Regions from separate parts of the Homo sapiens genome. Here region 1 is linked to region 2. A link is a contact called in ENCODE Hi-C or POLR2A ChIA-PET data. All regions are on one chromosome and are shown on one strand. The core of a region is the stretch at or near the end of the contact, and the rest is flanking DNA. Distances in the headings are between cores, read along the strand shown. Region 1 overlaps OTUD5 (OTU deubiquitinase 5). Region 2 holds the start of RBM3 (RNA binding motif protein 3).

Evidence for each region. A loop is a pair of places that touch in the nucleus more often than their neighbours do. ChIA-PET counts read pairs that join two places held with the same protein, here RNA polymerase II (POLR2A). Pooled maps may share reads with other maps.
Region 1: a map of B cell shows a loop between it and region 2 (29-fold over the local background). The contact joins the enhancer-like site here to the promoter of RBM3 in region 2. A Hi-C loop is called at or near these places in 1 of 168 maps with a recorded cell type or tissue (B cell), 5 of 37 single-sample maps with no recorded cell type and 7 of 50 pooled maps. POLR2A ChIA-PET finds 5 or more read pairs at or near these places in 5 of 52 experiments (CD4-positive, alpha-beta T cell, OCI-LY7, Panc1 and 2 more).

What each region holds. Positions count from the first base shown.
Region 1 is chrX:48,934,964-48,941,437 of GRCh38, reverse strand. OTUD5 (OTU deubiquitinase 5) reads left to right here. Exons shown (of 9, transcript NM_001136157.2): 3 at 6,420-6,474. Among named protein-coding and RNA genes, the nearest start is that of PIM2, 19 kb to the right of the region's middle. RefSeq lists cis regulatory regions at 1-69, 484-984, 159-1,309 and enhancers at 874-1,133, 2,264-2,313, 2,324-2,823, 3,705-4,478. Within about 2 kb of position 1,682, at least 6 of the 41 ENCODE cell types and tissues checked have a DNase peak (open chromatin) inside an H3K27ac peak, as active enhancers do; they include B cell, CD4-positive, alpha-beta T cell and OCI-LY7, where a contact is called at or near this core.
Region 2 is chrX:48,569,659-48,575,851 of GRCh38, reverse strand. It overlaps RBM3 (RNA binding motif protein 3), which reads right to left and starts at 1,368. Exons shown (of 7, transcript NM_006743.5): 1 at 1,279-1,368; 2 at 569-684; 3 at 185-291. The coding sequence starts at 671. RefSeq lists enhancers at 1,041-1,310, 294-1,493 and a cis regulatory region at 1,250-2,235.

The DNA of each region.
Region 1 (6,474 bases), core at 433-2,932, 370 kb before region 2:
TTTTTGAGATGGAGTCTCCCTCTGTCGCCCAGGCTGGAATGTGCAGTGGCGTGATCTCGGCTCACTGCAACCTCTGCCTCCCGGGTTCAAGTGATTCTTCTGCCTCAGCCTCCTGAGTAGCTAGGATTACAGGCGTGCACCACCACACCTGGTTAATTTTTGTGTTTTTAGCAGAGATGGGGTTTCACCATGTTGGTCAGGCTGGTCTCAAACTCCTGACTTTGTGATCCACCCGCTTTGGCCTCCCAAAGTGTTGGGATTATAGGCATGAGCCACCGCATCCGGCCAGGACACATTCTTTTTATGATCCTAGGATCCTTAGCTTCTTAGCTTGGTTGTCAACTGGCTGGATGACCTTGGCTGTGTTCCTTGACTTCTCTGGACCTTACCTCCTCCAAGTAGGAGCACGTGGCCCTCTGTTGTTGGGAGTCTTGAGGCAGGTGGCTTTCTGCCTTCTGTTCCCCTGGATTATCTTCCTATAGGGTCCTACCATTTGCTTTAGAGACTTCTGAGAATTGCCTACTCCCCAGGTAGCTGCCTGCCTGCCATTGGTTCCCCTGAGTTAAGCAATATCCATTGCTTGCGCTCAGTTCTCTCCCACCTCCTCTTATTGGGGATTCATGAGCATCATTGAAGGCTTGGGTGGAGTGGAGGTGGGAACCTGAGCCTCAGAGGTATCCTGTGGCCCACCCTGTCCCTGTTATGCTCAGATAACCTCCTCCTGGAAACATGACTCTGCATCTCTCCCTTGCTCCCTCCCTCCATGTGGCTTTGACTCAGCAGAAACCTCTAACCCTGACCAGGGTCCTGGTGCTAGCTTCTGTGGGCAGAGTGAAGGCCACATGGTTGTTTCTACATGGGCCATGGGGGAGTGGCAAGGGCTGTGCATGTTACCACGATGAGGCCCAGAAACATTAGCTAGGCCCACTCTTCTGGGCCTTTTGGTCTTGGAACATCAGCACTAGGAGGGATGGATCTGAGATCAATTTTGATTGTTTTATAAATGGGGAAACTGAGGCCTCAAGAGAAAGCCAAGACCCTACCCTATCTAGGTCATACAACCAGTGTCAGAACATTGGTATTTGAGGTTGAACCAGGCCACAGAAAGAAGATTCCCACGGGCCATTTCCTGTACACCAGCTTCCTTCAGCCTCTCCCGTGTATCCTTCAGGTTTCTCATCCTTGCAGTGGGAATCCTTGAGCAGAGGAGCACACATCTCAGGAACCAGACTATCCAGTGGGATGAGTTCTGTCTCTCCCACTGAGGGTATGCTAGTTGGGGTAGTTGGGGCTACAGACCAGGTCACACCACAGCTGCTTGACAGGCAAGTGAGACCTTTGTCCTGGCTCATCTCCTCAGGAGATTGGTTCTCAGTGGGGCCAGGGTTCCCACTGGACCAGGAGGGTAGTGGGGAGCAGACCAGGTCCCTGTCTCCCTCTGCAGCTGTGTGTACACACGTTAGTGTGGTTTGTTTTTAGGTTCCCTGTAGACACCTAGCTTCCTTTTTTGCCCTTAGCGGAACTTGCTGTGGCTCTTCTGGGAGGCAGGCAGCTACCTGGGGAGTAGGCAGTTCTCAGATGTCTCTAAAGCAAATGGTAGGACCCTATAGGAAGATAATCCAGGCTCTCATGTCTTGCTTCTTAACATAAATCTGGGTACATTATTGGTTACATTACATTAGTTACATAAGGACTTCCCCCGGGCAACAGAGGAGAGAGGTTGAGGCTAGTCTGTTAGAGCTCTTGGTTATTTCCCCTGCCCTCCACCTACCCTGCCAGAGGCCAGGAAGGAGGTTGGTGGGGTAGGGGGTCCCTCAGTTTATAGAGCCTCACATCTTCAGTCTTTCCTGAAGTGGCAAGGGCATCTACTCATTGAATGTGATAGTTCTCTGTTGTGGGATTTGTTGGGTGAGCATTTGGCCTCAGGGAGCATCTTTGGCAGTCTCTGCTGTATGTGTATACACATGTGCATTTCTATACTGGTGTCTCTGTGTGTCCAGAAAAAGGAAAGAAGTGGGGTGTGTATGGGGAGGGTAAGGTTCATATTGGCCTCTGTGGCCCTAGGGAGAGATGCAGCCCCTGATATCTATAATCTCTGCCCTCTCCCATGCCTTTCCTGGGTTCTAGCTGATTCCTGCTTGTGCTGGTGTGGAAACTGAGGCACACAAGATCAGGTCCTGCCCCAGGGAGTAAGGTGACTAAGATGGTGGCTGGATTGGGGTGAAGGTGGTAATATCAGCTGGGGCCAGCAGTTACCCTTTGAGAGCCTGGCCTCCCCTTCACTCCCCCTAAATCTGTGATCCCAGGCAAGCTTTGCCACATTTCTGTGTCTCCTGGGTAAAGTAAGAGTGTTTTGGTAAGGATAGAATGAGTTGGAGTGTGAAAAGTCTTTGGTGTGGGACCAATTGTAGTATTGTACTGAGGATTTCTGAGCCCTGTTTGAGATGGGAACAGAGGTAGAATGGTGGGGGACCCCCTTCCAGCTGGCCTCTGGGAGGGGAGAACAGGTGCAGATTGCCCACAAGTGCAGCGTCAGCAAGAGGAGGAGTTTCAGTTTCTATCAAAACAAGTTCTCTGAATTCCCCTACCTCTGCAGGTCATCCCCCCAACCTCAGACCCCTCCACAGGGAAGTCAAGCCTGGCCCCCAGCCCTGTGTGCCAGCCTTCTGGGAAGAGGAGGGCTTTCTGGAGGACAGAGGTGGAGCTAGGAAAGTCAGAAAAACGAATTCTTTTTTTTTTTTTTGAGACAGAGTTTCGCTCTTGTTGCCTAGGCTGTAGTGCAGTGGTGTGATCTTGGCTCATTGCAACCTCCACCTCCCGGGTTCAAGCGATTTTTCTGCCTCAGCCTCCCAAATAGCTGGGATTACAGGCATCCACCACCCTGCCTGGCTAATTTTTTGTATTTTTAGTAGAGATAGGGTTTCACCATGTTGGCTCGGCTGGTCTTGAACTCCTGACCTCAGGTGATCCACCTGCGTCGGCCTCCCAAATTGCTGGGATTACAGGCGTGAGCCACCACACCTGGCCAAAAATGAATTCTTGTTGAGTACTTCCTATGTGTTTAGCTCTGTGCTTAGATGCTTTTCCTGCCTTATATTATTGGAGAAATCCTTCTATTCTCCCTTGTTGGGGTAGTACTATTGCTGTTTTCCTTGGTTTGGAGATGTATATTTTCTTCCACGTTAATGATTCCAAACTTAGGGTATACCTTATAATCAGTGTGGTGTGTTTCCCCCCTCAAAAGCTGTGATTAGGTACATGTTATACCATATCACCTATCAGTGCCATCATAGGATTGAGGAGAGAAGGTGGTATTTTACATTTTACAGATAAGTAAAGAAGTGTCATAACTCGTCCATACTTTAGGACCCTGTTTTATGAAGCCTGTATTGTTAATTCGATATTAATTTAACTGCTGAAGTTTTGTTAGAACTAACGGCCTAGAGGTAGACTTGTGGACCTTTGGTTTCGCTAAAGGTAGAGAGCCAGGAGAGGACATGCATCCTAGGTCTGCATTTGGGGCTTTCCTCTGGCTGAGGAATTGCAACAGAAATGAGGAAGGGCTTCATAAGTGGTTATGGCAACATTCTGGCTGACTCGTGGGTAACTAGCATATGAAGGAATCATTGTCGTCATGACAAATTGTGTTCCTGTTTCTTGACCACCTACTGTGCCTTAGGTGCTTGGCAAACCTCCTGTGTAGTTTTGACAACACCCAGCAGATGGAAGAGGAGTTACTGTCTCCACCTTATGCATGAGGACATTTCAGCTTAGAGAGGTTAAAGGCCTTATCCATTGCTACACAGCTAGGAGGCAGCAGAGCCTTTCTGCCAGGCAAAGGGGTCAGTGGCAGAGAAATGGGACCCTCAGGGGGTTTTCCCCCAGATCCCTTCCCTGTTCCACAGTCTCCTCTCTTTCCCCATTTTCCTGCATCTGGCATCTAGCTCTTGAAGATAGAACTCCCAGGCCTGGAAATGACCGTTGACCTTTCCATAGGAGATGGGCTTTCTCCAGCACCTCAGCCTATCTCTCTGAGCCTGGCCAGCCAACCCCTATTTAACCCCTTCATTCTCATCTTTGTTCCTGTTTACTGCAGCTGCCAACAGCACTGCCTCCCAGTACCCCAAGCTCAGTCTACAGAAATAGCTCCCCAAGTAGCTCACTGTGCGGGCTCTGTGGTCCTGGCTTCTAAGAAAGGCAGCAGCAGGGGGCCCCCAGCCTGTGCGCAGGACATGTGACTTGCTGGAAATGCCGCTGGGGAGGGCGGGGGAGAGTGTGGCCGCAGAACCCACATCCTTGTTTACATTGGTGAAGGGGCTACCCCCCTTCCCGCCTTCACAACCTCCACACCCCCTTACCCTTCAGGTCTCTTCACCTCCAAGAGGACTGGAGACAAACATGGGCCCTATTTTCTATCTCAGAGTAGCCTTTCTCACAGAACACTCCAGGGTAGGAAGGGGAAGGCAGGGAAGGTGTTCTTCTGACAGTTCTTCAGAGAGGTAGACTGACAGGGAAGAACTCAGGAGTGTTCCTGTGTGACCTGACCCTAGCCCCATGCCCCAGGGAGATCCCATCAGAGCAGTGGTCCTCTGGGGAAACAAAGGGAAATTCCCAAAACCAGTGGAAATCAGACTTGCATGATCTTCAGGCCCACTTTAATTTCACAGGGAGAAGAGCTCCCTGGCTTACCCAGCCTATCCATTTGCTCAGTAAACTTTTCCTGATTTCCTTTACTGTATCGGGCCCTGAGCTGGGGGTGGACTTTGGTGTGAACTGCCCTTTGCCTTCTGTGGGAGCCCAGTGTGGTCGGGCAGAAGTCTATGCACACCTTTGATAAATCTGGTGATAGAGGTGTCCTGGGTAGTGGGGAACTGTATTAAAGAACATGTTGGGCCAGGCGCGGTGGCTCACACCTGTAATCCAGGCACTTTGGGAGTCTGAGGCGAGAGGATCGCTTGAGCCCAGGAGGTCAAGGCTGCAGTGAACTATGATCGCGCCACTGCACTCCAGCCTGGGCGACAGAGCGAGACCTTGTCTCAAATAAATAAATAAATAAAGAACACATTGGTGTTTGAGAAGTAGGCAGCTGACGAGGATGGAAGGAGCGTCCTGAAGAGAAGGAACGGCATGTGTGAAGATCCTCAAGCGAAGCAGAGGGAGTGTGTTTCCTTCTCGCCTTAGTTTGACCAAATCTCACGACGCCTGGACTATTCGGGCCACAGGCTGCCCATCCTGAGTTAAGCTAAAGTTAGTTGCATGTGTGTCTTATCTCTTTTACTAGACTGTGTGCTCCCCGAAGGTAGGGGCAGGATTTTACTCACCTCTGTCACCTTCACAGTACCCCACATTCAGGCCTCCCTACGGAGGAAGGAATTCTGATTTACTCTGTGGCTACTCTGTCCCAAGCCCAGTGGTAGTTATTTTATACCCGTTATCTCATTTAATCCCCACAAAAGGCCTGCCATTTGGTTATCCCTTTTTTTTTTTTTTTTTTTTTTTGAGACAGAGTCTTACTCTGTCGCCCAGGCTGGAGTGCAGTGGCATGATCTCGGCTCACTGCAACCTCTGCCTCCTGGGTTCAAGCGATTCTCCTGCTTCAGCCTCCCAAGTAGCTGGGATTATAGGCGCCCGCCACCATGCCCGGCTAATTTTTGTATTTTTGGTAGAGACGGGGTTTTACCACGTTGGCCAGGCTGGTCTCGAACTCGTGACCTCAAGTGATCTGCCCACCTTGGCCTCCCAAAGTGCTGGGATAACAGGTGTGAGCCTCCACGCCTGGCCTGTTATCCCTCTTTTTCCCATTTTACAGATGAGGTATATGAGGCTCAGAACACTTGGGTCACTTGCCTCTGGTCACTCAACTCTCTAGTATCTGGCAGAACTGGGCTTGGAGCCCATTTTTTTTTCTTTCCTTTTTTTGTCTTTGTTCCCTTTTTTTTCAGCCTACAAAGGCCATGTTGACTTGTAGGAGTCAGGAAAACTGAATTCAGAGTTGACTCTGTCACAGACTGACTCTTTGTGACCTTGGACAAACCACAAACTCCCCCTGAACCTCAGTTTCCTCATGTGGAAAGCAAAGGGGGTGTGGGAATCAATAGCATTTGAGGCCAACCTGTGGAACTTAGAATGTTGTTGATTTCTCTGAGTGGCCACGTGTACCCTAGACAAAGTCATCTGCCCAAGAGGCCTGTGGATGTGTTCCTCTCACCTGCACTCTCTTGTTCTTCAAGTCTGGCCCTGCCTGCCATATTTTTCCATGACCCCGTTCTAGCCTACAAGGGCAAGAACTCTCCAGGCCTTGGGGTAGAAAAGGGAATTTCCCTGGTCCCCCAGTTCCTCCTCCCCAAAGGATGTTCTATGATTCAGAGCTCTTCTCTGGCATCTCTGACCCTAGCTGCTGCTTTCTTCTGCCCCCACAGCTGACCAGGTGTATGGAGACCAGGACATGCATGAGGTTGTGCGAAAGCATTGCAT
Region 2 (6,193 bases), core at 119-2,618:
AGGCGGCCAGGCTCTGTCTGCCGCTGCCCTCCACCCCCTAGAACAAAAGGCAGTCATGCTCCTGTGAGTGGGCACTGCGGGGCTTGGTGGCCACGCTGCCCCGAGCAGACACAGAGGGAAAAACAAAAAGAATGAAGGAAGCCGCAGATGGGGACAAGGTCCCTCTGCAGATAGGAGGCCCCACCTCTCCGTTCATGGCTCTCATGGCAACTGAAGCATGCTCTGGGTTGGTGAAGGTGATGAAACCAAAACCCCTGGACCGCTGAGTCTCCCGGTCCTTGACAACGACCACTGTGAGAGGGAGAGAAGATGGAGCAATGTGGACCAGTCAGTACCCCAAAGGTTAAGTAGCAAAGGGTGGCCGGAAAAGGAGATGGCATAGGTAGGGAAAACGGAGCGCTCCCACTAATCCCAAAGACGCTTCCCCTCATCCTTAGTCTACACCATAGGCTTAGGAAGAAAAAGAATTTGGAGGCGTGGGTCCTAACTTTTCAGTTAATACTCCTTGAAATGCAAGGATCCCAGACTTTCTCTCACCAACCCCCATTGTGAGTATGGCCCGTCTCACCCTCAGAGATAGGTCCGAAACTGCTGAAGTGGTCTTCCAGTGCCTGCTCGTCGGTGTTAAAGTTGAGCCCTCCCACGAAGAGCTTTCCTTCTTCAGAGGACATGGCAGTTCAAGTCCTGTGGGAAGAACATGAAGAATGGTGGCAGGAAGGAGAAAGAAAATGGAGATGTGAGAAAATAGCGAGACGGAAAGCAGAGAAAAAGCACAGAAAATAGACAAGAAAGAGGAACAAAATATGGGTAACTACAGAAAAGCTGAGAAAGGCGGCCAATAAGGTGGTAATCTGAGGAGCTGGCTCAGCGCAGCCACCATTAGGGGGCCACATTGCGCATGCTCTCACATTCATAGCCGCCACGCCCGTCATTTTGTGCCACTGCGCAAGCCCAGAACATCCCTGCGTTCCCTTAACGCCGGCAGAACAAGATGGCGGCGGCCACGTGGGATAAGGAAAGTAAGTGTCGGCTGTCGCGTGGTCACTGCCACCACCGACGCCACCAGTCCCTCCCGGTAGGCCTCACACTCAGATACAGCGCGCCGGCCTCCCACCAACCGAAATGTTTCACCTCCAAGCACGGGACCCGCCCGTCCCAGAGAAAGCCAAGCCTACGTGTCAGTGGCCATTACTCTCCCCACTCGCTATTCCCCGGTCACGGCCGGCGCGGCGCGTGTGTGGCGAGGAGCCGCCGTTTCGCAGGACATATGCAACTTACCTGGAAATTAAAACGTAAAAAACCCGGACGAACAGCGAGCTCGGAGGAGCACAAAAAACAGGGACGGGGCTGCGCCGGAAGACGATTGATAAAGAGTACGTAGCGAGAACGTCCCGGAACGTTCCCCTTGCGCGTCCCGGCGTGCGTGCTGATTGGCTGAGGCCAGCAGGAGCGGAGTGGTGGGGAGAGGAAGGGACAGCAAAGCGAAGGGAGCAGTGTTCTCCGCGAAATGGGGTGTTTCCGGAAATGGGGTGTTTCCGGAAATGGGGTCGACTTTTGAACAGCTGGTGCACCCTAAACGTCAGCATCCCCCCCACAACCGGCTGAGCTGCCTTTATCCCTTCCACAAAGGAACCTTCTCAATCTCATACTACTTGCTGTCCCTGACATCATCCTCCCGTCCTTGCCATCATTTCCCCCGCTGGATCGGATGTCTTCCTCACCATCGTAGTCGTCTTCCTCTAGGTCCCTGCCATTCTCTGATGTTAACCTCCTTCACCTTCTAGTTCTTTAACCTCATACCCTTTAAAGGCCTGACATTTTATCCCCCACCGTCACTGATGTCATCACCCTTCACAGTCCATGATGTCAGACCCAACGTTTTAAGGTTTGACCCTGACTCCTACTCTTTCTCCTCTGTGCTCAACATCTAGCCGCCTGTCATGGGACCCTTTTCCCTGGCGTCATTCCATCTCATCTCTGACTTCAGCCCTCACCCTTGTCTGACTGCTGGCGTGAAGCCAGCCCCTTAATTTTCTCACCAATAGACTGCCTGAGATGGCTTTTACAAAACAGGATGCTGGCCGGGCGCGGTGGCTCACGCCTGTATTCCCAGCACTTTGGGAGGCCAAAGCGGGCGGTTCACGAGTTCAGGAGTTCGAGACCTGCATGGCCAACATGGTGAAACCCCATCTCTACTAAAAATACAAAAAAAAAAAAAAAAAAAAAAAAAGAAAAAAAAAATTAGCTGGGTGTGGTGGCACGTGCCTGTAGTCCCACCTACTCGGGAGGCTGAGGCTGGAAAATCGCTTGAACCCGGGAGGCGGAGGTTGCAGTGAGCCGAGACCACGCCATTGCACTCCAGCCTGGGTGAAAACAAAACAAAACAAAAGAGGATGCTACGATCTTCAGAGGTTGTAAATCCCAATCCATAGAGCAATTTTTGCTCTCTTCGAAAGTAACTGAGCCCTTGCCGGGCGCAGTGGCTCATGCCTGTAATCCCAGCACTTTGGGAGGCCGAAGTGGGCAGATCACAAGGTCAGGAGTTCAAGACTACCCTGGCCAATATGGTGAAACCCTGTCTCTACTAACAATACAAAAAAAAAAAAAAATTAGCCGGGCGTGGTGGTAGGCACCTGTAGTCCCAGCTACTCAGGAGGCTGAGGCGGGATAATCGCTTGAACCCGGGAGGTGGAGGTTGCAGTGAGCTGAGATCATGCCACTGCACTCCAGCTTGGGCGACAGAGCAAGACTCAGTCTCAAAAAAAAAAAAAAAGTAACTGAGCCCTTGATTCACAGAAGGGACTTTCGCAATACACAATAGACTTATCCCAATCAAGTAGTGTCTGAGCCCACTGTTCACAATTTAGTCTTCAGTGTCTTGGCCACCTTTACAATAAATGGATTTGACAGATTTTTCACTTCTGAGCGCCACATCAACGAAGAATAAGTTAGTTTGCCCTCAGAGGCTAAATTTCTTATCCATAGAATGAATTTGCCCAACACAGACCAAATTTGCTAACATACAGAATACAGTACATCCATATTCCTGTTGGGGTAATTCCCATATTTATCTTCCTGTTATTGTCAGGGATTCCTCACATAGTCTAATTATTAATCCCTTAGGTGTTGGAAATAGCCTCTCCAGCTCTGGCATTTGTGTTATTAACTTTGTAAGCAGTAAACTTAGTTGAATAAAGATCCATAATTTTGATATAATCATTTTTCCCCCTATGTTCTGTGCTTTTTTCTGAGACGGAGTCTCACTCTGTCGCTCAGGCTGGAGTGCAGTGGCATGATCTCAGCTCACTGCAACCTCCGCCTCCCAGGTTCAAGTGATTCTCCTGCTTTAGTCTCCTGAGTAGCTGGGATTACGGGCATGTGCCACTATGCCCAGCTAATTTTTGTATTTTTAGTAGAGATGAGGTTTCACCATGTTGTTCAGGCTGTTCTCAAACTCCTGACTTCATGATCCGCCTGCCTCGGCCTCCCAAAGTGCTGGGATTACAGGCGTGAGCCACCACGCCCGGCCTGGTCTGTGCTTTTAAAGAAATCATTCTCTTTCCCAGGTCACAAAATGTTCCCCTACAGTTTCTTTCTTTCTTTCTTTTTTTTTTTTTTTGACAGAGTTTCGCTCTTGTTGCCCAGGCTGGAGTGCAATGGCACTATCTCGGCTCACTGCAACCTCCGCCTCCTGGGTTCAAGCAATTCTCCTGCCTCAGCCTGCTGCGTAGCTAGGATTACAGGTGTGTGCCACCACACCTGGCTAATTTTTGCATTTTTAGTAGAGACAGGTTTTTGCCATGTTGGCCAGGCTGGTCTTGAACTCCTGGCCTCAAGTGATTCGCCTGCCTCGGCCTCCCAAAGTGCTGGGATTACAGGCATGAGCCACCGCACCCGGCCACATTTAGGTCTTTAATCCATGTAGAGTTCGTCCTTGTATATGGTGTGAGATAGAGCTCCAATTTTATTTTTCTCTGTGTCATGAGCCAGATGCCCCATCACCATCTATTAAGCAATCTGTCCCATCCCTGTGTGTGTTTTACCACCTCTATCATGTATCAAGTTCCATAGATATATGGGTCTGTCTCTGAGGTGGTTTGTTGCTGGTTTTGTTGTTATTGTTGTTTTTAAGAGATGAGCCCAGGCTGACTCCTGGCCTCAAGCATTCTCCCCAACTCAGCCTCCTGAGTAACTGGGATTACAGGGGAGCACTATTGTACCTGACTTCTGAGCTTTTTTTTTTTTTTTGACAGAGTCTCACTCTGTCGCCAGGCTGGAGTGCAGTGGCGCGATCTTGGCTCACTGCAACCTCCGCCTCCTGGGTTCAAGTGATTTTCCTGCCTCAGCCTCCTGAGTAGCTGGGACTACAGGCGCGTGCAACCACGCCCAGCTAATTTTTGTATTTTTAGTAGAGATGGGGTTTCACCATGTTGGCCAGGATGGTCTTTTTTTTTGAGACGGAGTCTCGCTCTGTCGCTCAGGCTGGAGTGCAGTGGCGCGATCTCGGCTCACTGTAAGCTCTGCCTTCCAGGTTCACGCCTCAGCCTCCCGAGTAGCTGGGACTACAGGCGCCTGCTACCGCACCCAGCCAATTTTTTTTTTTTGTATTTTTTAGTAGAGGCGGGGTTTCACCGTGGTCTGGATCTCCTGACCTTGTGATCTGCCCACCTCGGCCTCCAAAAGTGCTGGTATTACAGGTGTGAGCCACCGTGCCCGGCCTTCTCTTCTAATTGGTCTACTTCTTAGCTCTTGGGCCAATATAGGTTTGTTGTTGTTTTTTTTTTCCCTTTTATTACTAACACCTTTAATATGTCTTAATATCTAGTGGGCAAATCCCCATCATAACGCTTTCTTTGAAGGCTGTCTTAACTGTCCATGATTCATTACTATTCTAAATTCTAATGTAAGTGTATTGCAGTTCTAACAAAAAGAAGTAATGAGGTCAGGCATGGTGGCTCTCGCCCAAATCCCAGCTACCTGGGAGGCTGAGGCAGGAGGATCGCTTGAACCCAGGAGTTGGAGTCTGCAGTGAGCTATGATCGTGCCACTGCACTCCAGCCTGGGCAACAAAGTGAGACCCTGTTTCAAAACATTAAAAAAAAAAGTAATGGAAGTGTTATTGAGAGTGCATTGAATTTTTACATTTTGGGAGAAATAACGTCTTTTTTTTTGAGATGGAGTTTCGCTCTTGTTGCCCAGGCTGGAGTAAAATGGTGCAATCTCGGCTCACTGCAACCTCCGCCTCCCGGGTTCAAGCAATTCTCCTGCTTCAGCCTCCTGGGTAGCTGGAACTACAGGCACCCACCATTATGCTCGGCTAATTTTGTATTTTTAGCAGAGACGGGGTTTGTCTATGTTGGTCAGGCTGGTCTCAAACTCCTGACCTCAGGTGATCCACCCACCTCGGCCTCCCAAAGTGCTGGGATTACAGGTGTGAGCCACCATGCCCGGCCAAAATAACATCTTAATAATATTAACTGTGGAGGTTTTAAGATATGGTCACACTCTGATACTGTACTCGTCAAGAGTTGGAGCCTAACTTCCTTCCACTTGCATGTGTGCTGGACTTAGTGACTCAATTGTAAAGCACAGAATGAGGTGGAAGTGATAGTGTGTCATTTCCAAGACCAGGCTGTAAAAGGCACATCTGCTTCATGCTCTCTGTCACACAGACTGCTCATTATGTGGGACATTAGCTGGTATGTCATGAGCAGCCCTATGGAGGGATCTAGGTGGCAAGAAAGTAAGGCCTCTTGCCAACAGCCATGTGAGCAAGCCTTCTTAAAGGTGGATCCCAGCCTTCAGATAACTGCAGTCCTGGCCAACATCCTGATTGTAGCCTCATGAGAGGCTCTGAGTCAGAACCACCCAGTTAAGCCACTCTCAGAATCCTGACTCTCCAAAACCATGTGAAATAATAAATGTGTATTGTTTTAGCCACTAAGTTTTGGGATAATTTGTTAAAAATAACTTATATATTACCAAAATCTTTCCAGCAAAGAGCATAAAATGTCTCTCTTTTATTCAGATCAATTTCTATTGTTAGAGTTTAAATTCTTTAAAATAGAGGTCTCTTGTATTAAATTCATTCCTACTTTTTTTTTTTGTTGGTTATTGCTGCTATACAGAAATGCTTTTGATTTTTACAGGTTGATGTTGATTTTGTATTGGGAAACCTTGCTGAACCCCTTTT